Regions from separate parts of the Homo sapiens genome. Here region 2 is linked to region 1. A link is an interaction called in ENCODE POLR2A ChIA-PET data of the cell type or tissue named here. Cell type or tissue: OCI-LY7. All regions are shown on one strand.

Region 1 (5,000 bases):
ATCTGGGTGGTGTTTGGGCGGCATGAGCAGCAGATGCAGCCGCTCATAGAACTGGATCCCGTTAAGGGAGGTGACTCCCATGTACAGGAAAATTCCAAAGAGCACGGCCAGGGGGATCTGCCGGAGCAGATCCCCGATAACTATGGAGAGGCCTACGGGAGGCGCAGGAGAAAGAGTTGGCCCCGGGGTCCCCTGGCCCCAGTAGCCCTGGGGAATCCACTGGGAAGGGAAAGGCAAGAGGCAACGTACCCACAAGCAGGGCAACCAGCAGCCCCGTCACCCGCTGCTCCTTGACTTCCTGAATCTTGGGCTTGTCCCCAGGTGCCACAGCCTTGCTCATGACAGTGAGCGCGTTGGCGTGAGTGACAGAGCGGACAGTGGCAGCAGCCAACCAGGGCAGGCCAAAGAGGGCACAGATGCCGCCCATGGCCACGATGAGCAGCAGGTCCAGGTGGAAGCCGGAGCCCTTCTGCAGCATGCGCTCCTTCTTGGAGATGATGAGCCTGAGAGCGGGAGGGGTGCTGCTGAGGCCCAGGCTGGACTCAGCTCCGCAGACCACAGGGTCTTTCCAGAATGCCCAGCCAGTCCCTCCATCTGGCTTTGGAACCTGGCGGTCCCTGTCCATTCCGTCAGGATTCAAATTCCGTTACAGAGCAAAACCTGGGCCCCCAGCCCTTATCGTCCATGACAGCTCCCAGCTAGCACTGCCAGGGTGGCCTGCCCCTCCACGTGCTGTTCCTGTCCCAGCAAACATCGGGGTTTTTCTGCTGTCTACAGAATAAACTGTGGCCATCTGGGCATCCAAGGTTCCCTGAGGTCCCTGGGATTGCCCAGTGTGGCTGGAGGTTCCATGCTGAGTTCCCCAGCCTGGCCTGGGGCTCTGGCCTCTCACACCCCTTTGGCTAGGACCACTCACGTGGTGATCTGTGTCTCCATGAAGATGAGAATGAAGACCAGGATGGCGGGCAGCAGGCTGGCAACCATCATCCACACAGGGAAGGGGCTCTTCTCTCCCAGGGGGTTGATGACCCAGCCCCTCTTTTCTGGGGCAGTCACCGAGAATCCACTGGGAACGCTCAGCTTCTGCAGGGCAGACACAGTGTAGGGACAAGGGTTAAGGTGAATGTGGAGGGCATGCCATGGAAAGGGGATGGCATCTTAAGGACAGGCTTAAGCTTAAGGACAGGCTGGGTTTGGAGGCTGGAGGGGAACACCTAGACCCGGGGTGGCAGAGGCAGCAGCACTTGCCTGCTGTGGGCAGCACCTTACCTGGGTATAGGTGTCCTCAATACTGTAATCCACAAGCACCATGATGAGGATGGCGATGGGCACCCCAAAGTCCCCAATCACCCGCCGGATCTGAGTGGGCAGGCACAGCGCTCAGAGTCCTGCCACCACAGCCGCTGACTTCCTGCCACCCCCCTTCCTGCCCCTAACCCCCTCTTGGCCTTTAAGCCCACGCACCCGGCCAGGAAAGAACCGGCTGTTCTTGAATTTGCGCAGGAAGAAGGCGATGAAGAAGGTGCCGGCCATGAGCACCAGCGACAGCAGGGCCGTGTTGGGCTGGCCCCGGGGCTTCCCCTGCCCAGACTGCCCAGCCAAGCTCCTGTTGCCCGGCCCCAGCGTGGGTCTTGCCCCGGCCCATGTCATGTTCTCACCGCCGTCCACCTCTGAGCTGTTGGAGGCTGAGCAGCCATGCAGGGGGTGCTCCTGGAAGATCTGGGGAGAGGAGGCCACACGGCCTCCATCAGCTGGACTGCAGAAAAGATTCCTGGGGCTCAGTGAGTGTCGGGTGGAAGGGGTGGGGCAGGGGAAAGGCTGGCCTGCTTTCAAGGAGCTTGTCTTGTTGAATTAAGACAATGACCCAGAGAACCAGCTGTGAGCACAGGGCAGTGTGGGGCAGAAAAGACCAAGCGGCTAGTATAAGTCAGGAAGGCAGTGGTGAGTGGCACCAGCCAGGCCCAGAGAGGATCCAGGGGCCTAAAGGAAGAGGACATGAGCACAGAGGACCACTGAGTGGCCTGTCACACACATCTGATGCCCAGACTGACTGTCACCTCTGGAGCCTTTCCCCTTTCTACACTCCTGGATTGTTTGACATTTTAACAAAAGCATGTACCTTTGTTATTAAAAAATGTGAGTTTTAAAACCAAATTAAAAATAATGTATTTTTTAAAAATAAAAAAACAGGCCGGGTACAGTGGTTCACGCCTGTAATCCTAGCACTTTGGGAGGCCGAGGCGGGCAGATCACTTGAGGTCAGGAGTTCGAAACCAGCCTTCCCTGTCTCTGCTAAAAATATAAAAACTAGCTGGGCGTGGTGGGCACCTGTAATTCCAGCTACTCGAGAGGCTGAGGCAGAGGCAGGAGAATCGCTTGAACCTGGGATGCCAAAGTTGCAGTGAGGCGGGCCACTGCACTCCAGCCTAGGCAACAGAGCAAGACTCTGTCTCAAAAAACAAATAAACAAATAAAATAAAATAAAATAAAATAAAATAAAATAAAGATGGACTGGGCCTGGTGGCTCATGCCTATAACCCCAACACTTTGGGAGGTCAAGGCAGGAGGATTGCTTGAGACCAGGAGAGTTCCAGACAAGCCTGGGCAATCTAGGCAGGCCTCTTCAAAAAATTTAAAAATTAGCCAGGCGTGGGGCCCGCCGGCAGTCCCAGCTATTAGGGTGGCTGAGGCAGAAGGATCACTTGAGCTCAGGAGTTTGAACTAACAGTGAGCTCTAATGGCGCCACTGTGCCATTAAATATAGAAGTTTTTAAAAAATAAAAGTATGAGTTTTTGGCTGGGTGCAGTGGCTCACACCTGTAATCCCAGCACTTTGGGAGGCGAGGCGGGCGGATCACTTGAGGCCAGGAGTTCAAGACCAGCCTGGCCAACATGGTAAAACCCCCATCTCTACTAAAAAAATACAAAAAATTTAGCCGGGCATGGTGGCGTGTGCCTGTAATCCCAGCTACTTGGGAGGCTGAGGCAGGAGAAACACTTCAACCCAGGAGGCAGAGGTTGCAGTGAGCAGAGATTGCACCAAAACTGCACTCCAGCCTGGGTGACAAAGCAACACTCTGTCTCAAAAAAAAAAAAAAAGAAATAAAAGTATGAGTTTTTGAAAGATTGATCTGTCTAGTTCGAGTTGCTGTTTGAAAATAAATTAAGGCCAGGTGTGGTGGCTAAATCCTGTGATCCCAGCATTTTGGGAGGCCGAGGTGGGTGGATCACCTGAGGTCAGGAGTTCAAGACAAGCCTCACCAATACGGTGAAACCCGTCTCTACTAAAATTACAAAAATTAGCCAGGTATAGCGGTGCACACCTATAATCCCAGCTACTTGGGAGGCTGAGGCAGGAAAATCGCTTGAACCCAGGAGGCAGAAGTTGCGGGGAGCCAAGGTCACGCCACTGCACTCCAGCCTGGGCAACAGAGTAAGAATGTCTCAAATTAATTAATTAATTAAAAGAGTAATCTGCAGCCCTGGTATACGTGTTGGCAACAAGCCCCGGGGATGCTCCAGACCAGCCTGGCCTCAAATCCAGAGGATGGGACCAAGAGACTCCCTCCAGCCCTGAGACCTCGGCCCTCCTGGCCCAGCTCTCGGCAGGGGCCTGCCCACCTTCACCAGCTTGTAGAAGGTCTCATAGATGAAGATGAGTGAGATCAAGAAGGCGAAGATCTCCTGGGTGAAGCGGGAGACGAAGCGGACCAGGAAGCTCCCCTCCAGGGCCACCATGAGCAGGGCCAGGAACACCAGCCAGAAGCCGATCCACACACGGCCCACCAGGTACTCCAGGTGGTTGCTGCTACAGAACTGGAGGGAGGGGCAGTCAGGTCCTGAGCTCTGGGTGGGGATGCTGTGGGGAGGTGTCTAGGGCACGGGAGGGGCGGCTGGAGATGGGCGAGAAGAGCCCTCACCGAGAAGAAGGCCTCCTCAAAGACCAGCAGGGGCCCTGAGAAGCCGATCACCAACAGGGGCTGGGCACCCAGCAGGCAGAAGACCACGCCCTGGAGCGCTGTGGACATAATCAGCTCCGACACCCCTATCAGGTCCTGCGTCTTCTCTCCTAGGGGTGTAGGAACCAGCTCAGGAGCTGGTGGCCAGGCCCTGGGCAGTCCCCGCCGCCCCCTACCTGAAGGCTCTCCTCACCCAGCAGCCCCCCAAAGGTGATGGCAGGAGACAGGGCGGCAAAGTAGATGAAGATGACTGCGGCCAGGCACTGAGGGTCAAGTGCATCTCGGAAGTCACTCAGGTAGTGGGGATAGCGGCGCCGCACATCTCGGATCAGCCCCCCAAAGGGCCGCCCCGTCCGCCGAAGGGGATCATCTTCAGCTGCCCCTGCCGCCTCTACCATCTGCAGGAGCGCTGCAACCCAGGCCTCCGTCAGGGCGCCCCAGCCCCTCTTGCCCACCTCACCCCCTCGAGGCAGCCCTGGCCCCAGCCCGCCCTGGCCGTACCCTTATCTTGGGCAGATTTGGGCTCCAGCCCAGCCCCTGTAGGTAGCAGCCGGCCCTGCTCCTCTCGCTTCTTGAGCATCTGGCGCTGGAAGTGGGCCACAGAGCGCAGCAGCTCCTCGCCCTGCACTTCTGAAGGCGGCAGCACCACGCTGCAGTCCAGGAAGGCGTTGATGGCCGTCAGCAGGTCCTCCCGCTCGTCAGCCAGGTAGGCTGCCTCGTGGAATTGCTGCCAAAGCAGCATGGGGATGGGGGAGAGCACAAAGAAGAGGGCTGAGGGCCTGGAGCTGAGGGTGGGCAAGGCCAGTGGGTGGGAGGCAGTCATGGGGATCAAGACTGGCCTAGGATGGGCTCCAGGAAGCAGGGCCCAGAGGAGGAGGGTAGCTGACCTTGTCTGACATGAGGGTGGAGATGGAGCGGCCGATCTCGTGGTAGTCCATGTTGGCACTACTCGGGCCCAGCAGCAGGAAGAGGAAACGCACAGGCACCGGCACCTCCAACACTGCGTCCAACTCCACAGCCTCCCGGAGCCGCACAAAGGCC
Region 2 (5,000 bases), 330 kb before region 1:
ACCTGTGGGTTCGTCTAACCACAGATGAAAAACATCCAGGAAAAAAAATTCCACAAGGCTCCAAAAAGCAAAATTTGGCTTCCCTGCTCACCAAGTCCTACACTGAATCCACACAAGTGAAGCGATGTGTAGCCATCGCAGTGGGTGTCATAAGTAACCTAGAGATGAACTGAAGTATGCAGGAGGATTGCATAGGTTATGGGCAAATACTACACCACAGGGACCTGAGCGTTGTGGAGTTTGGTATCTGCAGGGGATCCTGGAACTAATCCCTGATGGGTATTGGGGGCAACTGTATATATTGGGGGACAACTGTATACACACCATCTTTACCTGAAGGGCAGGCCCTACTAAGATCAGAGACCCTGAGGGCCCCCAGGGCTGCTAAGCAATGCCTGAGGCATAAACATTGATCTGGCAGCCAGGGTGATAGTCAAGCTATCTAACTGCACCCATGAGATAGAGTCCCAACCAGCTGGTGGGGTAGCTCAGGTGCTGAGACCCCAGACACCCTGGCATGGCCCTCCACTCTTGGCCCTCCATTCTGGCCACATCCCGGCCTCATCAGTCATCTCTACCGATCACTCAGACTCTGGCCTGGAGGTGCCCCATGGAGCCAGTCCCTGCACGCCTGCTTTCCTAGCCGCTGTTCTCCCTACGGGCACCGAGTCACCCTCTTCCTGGTCTCCAGTGCTCAGGCTTCTCTCCCGAGCCCCAGCCAGCCGCTGCCAGTGGGGTGCCGAGCCCTGCTGACCACATGCTGCCCTTGACTGTCTTCCCTTCTGGGCCTGGAGCTCCCTTGGAGGGCAAGGCTGTGTTTCATTGTCTCTGTGTCTATGTTAGTGTCCTGGGGCTGCTGTGACAAAGGAGGATGCTTGGTGCCTGGAAACAAGTGAAGTTGATTCTTCACAGTGCTGGAACCCAGAGGGCTGAAATGAGCGTCCCTGGGATGAAAGCAGGGTGTCAGCAGGGCCACATCTAAACCCTGCAGGGAACGGTCGGTTCCTGGCCTCTTCCAGCCCTAGTGGCTGCTGGCATTCCTGCGCTCGTGGCCACATCCATCTCTGCCTTCACCTTCACGGCCTCCTCTTCCGAGTATATCACATCTCCCTGGCCTCTCTCTTGTAAGGACATTTGTGGAGATATATATATATATATATATATTTTTTTTTTTTTTTTTTTTTTTTGAGGCAGAGTTTTGCTCTGTCACCCAGGCTGGAGTGCAGTGGTGCAACCTCAGCTCACTGCAGCCTCCGCCTTCCGGGTTCAAGCAGTTCTCTGCCTCAGCCTCCCGAGTAGCTGGGATTACAGGCGCCCACCACCACGCCCGGCTAATTTTTTGTATTTTTAGTAGAGACGGGGTTTCACCATCTTAGCCAGGCTGATCTTGAACTCCTGACCTTGTGATCCACCCGCCTCGGCCTCCCAAAGTGCTGGAATTACAGGCGTGAGCCACCGCGCCTGGCCACTTGCGGTTGTATTTAGGACCCCCCGGATAATCTAGGATAATCTCCCCAGTCAAAGTCTTTACCTCGTCACATCCACAAAGACCCCTTTCCAAGTAAGGTCACATTGACAGGTTCCAGGGATTAGGACCTGCTGTCTTGGGGCCGTCATTCTGCCTACCACAGTATCTCTCCCCAGTGTAAGGAAAATAGCGAACATGTGCCATTCCCTCTGCGGCTGCCTCTGTCCTCAGTCTGCGCTACATCCCGTGAGGCAGGCATTGTCCCCATCCCAGGTGAGGAAATGTGGAATGCAAAAGCTGAAAGGTTTGAAAAAGACTAAAAGGAGATGATAAAGAAATGAGGAGGGAAGGAGAGGAGGGAGGAAGGCAAGAGTGGAAGCTGAGGAAACAGAGGGTTTAGGGTGCAGGCGAGTGCCCCTGGATTGCTCCTGCTGTTGATGGCTGCTGTGAAACCTCAGTTCTTGTCTTCTTAGTTTAACAGAATTGAAACAGGAGACACACAGCAAAGGAGATGCAGCATAGAGCAATGTATTGCACAGGAGGAAGAATACCCTGAAAGTTAGGTGCAGAATAGGCAGGACGCCCCAAGAGGGGAGTCAGGGTAGGCTGCCTGTGAGGATGAGAGAGCAAAGACCGGCTGGAGGGAGGATCCCTTTTTAGGAGTCTTACCTGATTATTCATGAGCAGGTGGGCAAGGGGGTTGCTGGGAAGCATGTTCTGGGTGCTCATGCACAGTGGCTGTGCATCCCTGTTCATACGTCACATGTCTCACTGGCATCTTAAATCTCCATCCAGGGGTGTGTTTTTTACTATTGTAATGAGCAAAGGGTCACTGTGAGGACCGGTAAAAATCAAAGTGCACGTGCTCTCTACAGGGGAAAGTCCCTACTGAAGATAGCTTTGCTTGAATGAGCTTGCCTGCAGTGCGAATGCTGGGGCTTATTGTGTTGACGGCGCAGTCGCCATGGTTGCTGCGTCCTGAGGACATGGTTACTTCCCTGACTATCTGTCGTGCCTCACTGGTACCCCGTGCTTTCTGAGAATCACTCAGACTGAAGTCATTCTTTAAGAAGGATGAGTTGAGGGCTGGGCGCAGTGGCTCACGCCTGTAATTCCAGCACTTTGGGAGGCCAAGGCAGGCAGATCACTTGAGGTCAGGAGTTCGAGACCAGCCTGACTAACATGGCGAAACCCCATCTCTACTAAAAATACAAAGAATTAGCCAGGTATAGTGGTATGCGCCTGTAATCTCAGCTACTCAGGAGGCTGAGGCAGGAGAATCACTTGAACCCGGGAGGCAGAGGTTGCAGTGAGCCCAGATCGCGCCACTGTACTCCAGCCTTGTGACAGAGTGAGACTCTGTCTCAAAAAAACAAAACAAAACAAAACTAATGCTAATTGACTCCAGCTTGTCTCAAACACTCCCTACATCCTGCTTTCTTCCCTTTTCAAACATTGTTCCCAGAAGAAAAGCAGGAGCTGGCATCCCCAGTACGCTCACATCTCCCCTGTCCCTCATCTGCAGGACATGAAAGCTATGTGACCTTCTGCCAGCTGGAGGATGAGGCTGCCTTCACATGCAGCGCCGACTGCACCATCAGGAGGTGGGACGTGCTGACCGGGCAGTGTCTGCAGGTGTACCGAGGACACACGTCCATCGTGAACAGGTCAGCCTGGCTGGGGGCTTGGGCTGAGTCTCACCATACATAGGCTTCTGGTGGGGCTGAGGGGTCAGAGATATGGGCCCCTGCACGTGAGGGCCCTTGGCTCTCTGGGGAAGCAAAAACGTGGACAGCTGGGAGGTGGTCAGTAGCACCCAGCGACGTGGACCCAGGACAGGCAGCGAGCTCAGTGCCTGCGGCTGCATGTGGGGCAGGGAGGCACTGCCCATCCACTGAACAGAGCCTGATGCTTCCCCCTTGGGGGCACAGTGGCTCCCCGCTGGGTGCAGGGAAAAGCACCAGAGCCTACAGCTCGTAGGGATGGGGACAAATTCCATAGGAAATGGCTTAATTGAGACCCGATGGTGGACCAAAGGTTTGCAGGAGGAGGAGTGTGGGGGATTGTTCCGAAGACGGAGTTGAGGATATTTTTAAGCCTCTCCTTTCTTTGTAGCTGTGGAAAATATCCCAGCCCCTCCTTCTCAAGAAGGTTGGAATTGTTCCTTTCTCAATGAATTTGGGTCTGAGCTGAGCAATGGAAATTCCTTTGCTGATCAGATCAGTTGGACACTGTTGGAGTCACTTGTGGTGGTCACCTCGGACTCCCGAGGGAGGCCTCCTGGCGCCCCTGGGCCTGGCAGCTGCACTGGAGGAGGGGCGCTGCCTGGAGGGTGACCCAAGTAAAGACAGGGCTGGCGCAGGCTGGCACGAGGGGGTCCTGAAGGTGGGGCTGGGGGCGCAGACCAGACAGGATGAACCCCACCAGAGGAATGCTGTTGGTTGAGCTCTGACAGGAACCCCCAGTCAGTGGACCAGCGCATGGGGGGACAGGAAAGGCAGTGAGACCCATCAGCCCAGCTCGCTGGAGTCGCAGGTGGCTGCAGCCAGGAATAATAATCGATAGTCGATGGACGGGGAGCTGGGTGACACCCTGAGGAGGAGGCTGAAGGGATGCGGGGACTTTTTAGAGTGAATGGGGGGTATATGCAGACACAAGGTAGGGTGGCCGTCTGGCCCCGGCCTTCCTCAGCTGAAGCAGGTGAGGCCCTGAGACCTGCCCAGGCAGCCCACAAGGTGGTAAAGAAGGGGCTAGAGTGAGAACTCAGGGCTCACAGCTCCACTGGCCTCTTCCCAGCACTCTGACTTCCCTGAGAAAGAAGTTTGCCATGAAAGAAGAGAGTAGGGCTGGGGGAGCGCCCTCCTGTGAGTCAGGCAGAGGCTGCAATGGGCTCAGCGGGGAGAAGGCCTGCCTGCAGTGACCAGTGGGCCCTCAGCTGCCAAACCCACAACTGTCAGATGCTTCTCAAAAGCAAAACTGGAACATTAAAGGTAGAAATCATGCTCGGCCAGATTTACTCTCACATGTGCACACACAACTTACACATACACATGTGCGCACACACACAACATACATATACACCATACACACAACTTACACATATACACGTGCATACACAACATACATACACACTCATACACAAACTTACACATACACACGTGCGCACACATACATATACACATACACCATACAAACAACTTACACATATACACGTGCATACACAACATACATACACACTCATACACAAACTTACACATACACACGTGCGCACACATATACACATACACACCTTACACATACACATGTGCACACACATACACTCATACACAACTTACACATGTGCACACACGCACAACATACATATACACCCATACACACAACTTACACATACACATGTGCACACATACACAACATACATATGCACTCATACACAACTTACACATGCACATGCAACTTACACACATACACACAACATACATATGCACCCATACACACAACTTACACACACATATGCACACACAACACACACATG

What was found. ChIA-PET counts read pairs that join two places held together with the same protein. Peaks named below come from ENCODE experiments on the same cell type or tissue, not always from the same donor. Only the 100,000 strongest peaks of a DNase experiment are listed, where the experiment ranks them.
Region 2: POLR2A ChIA-PET joins it to region 1 with 5 read pairs; 2 of 35 experiments call an interaction of 5 or more read pairs at or near these places.

Annotation. Positions count from the first base shown.
Region 1 is chr7:151,070,758-151,075,757 of GRCh38, reverse strand. It overlaps SLC4A2 (solute carrier family 4 member 2), which reads right to left. Exons shown (of 23, transcript NM_003040.4): 12 at 4,847-5,000; 13 at 4,461-4,686; 14 at 4,153-4,368; 15 at 3,921-4,069; 16 at 3,622-3,816; 17 at 1,465-1,719; 18 at 1,270-1,359; 19 at 917-1,083; 20 at 250-503; 21 at 1-152. Among named protein-coding and RNA genes, the nearest start is that of FASTK, 7.6 kb to the left of the region's middle. RefSeq lists an enhancer at 1-512. In OCI-LY7, no CTCF peak of the experiment used is centred here; no DNase peak of the experiment used is centred here.
Region 2 is chr7:151,398,235-151,403,234 of GRCh38, reverse strand. WDR86 (WD repeat domain 86) reads left to right here. Exons shown (of 6, transcript NM_198285.3): 2 at 2,994-3,135. Among named protein-coding and RNA genes, the nearest start is that of WDR86-AS1, 8.4 kb to the left of the region's middle. In OCI-LY7, a CTCF peak has its summit at 2,027; a DNase peak (open chromatin) is centred at 2,364; H3K4me3 peaks cover 525 bases; H3K27ac peaks cover 1,247 bases.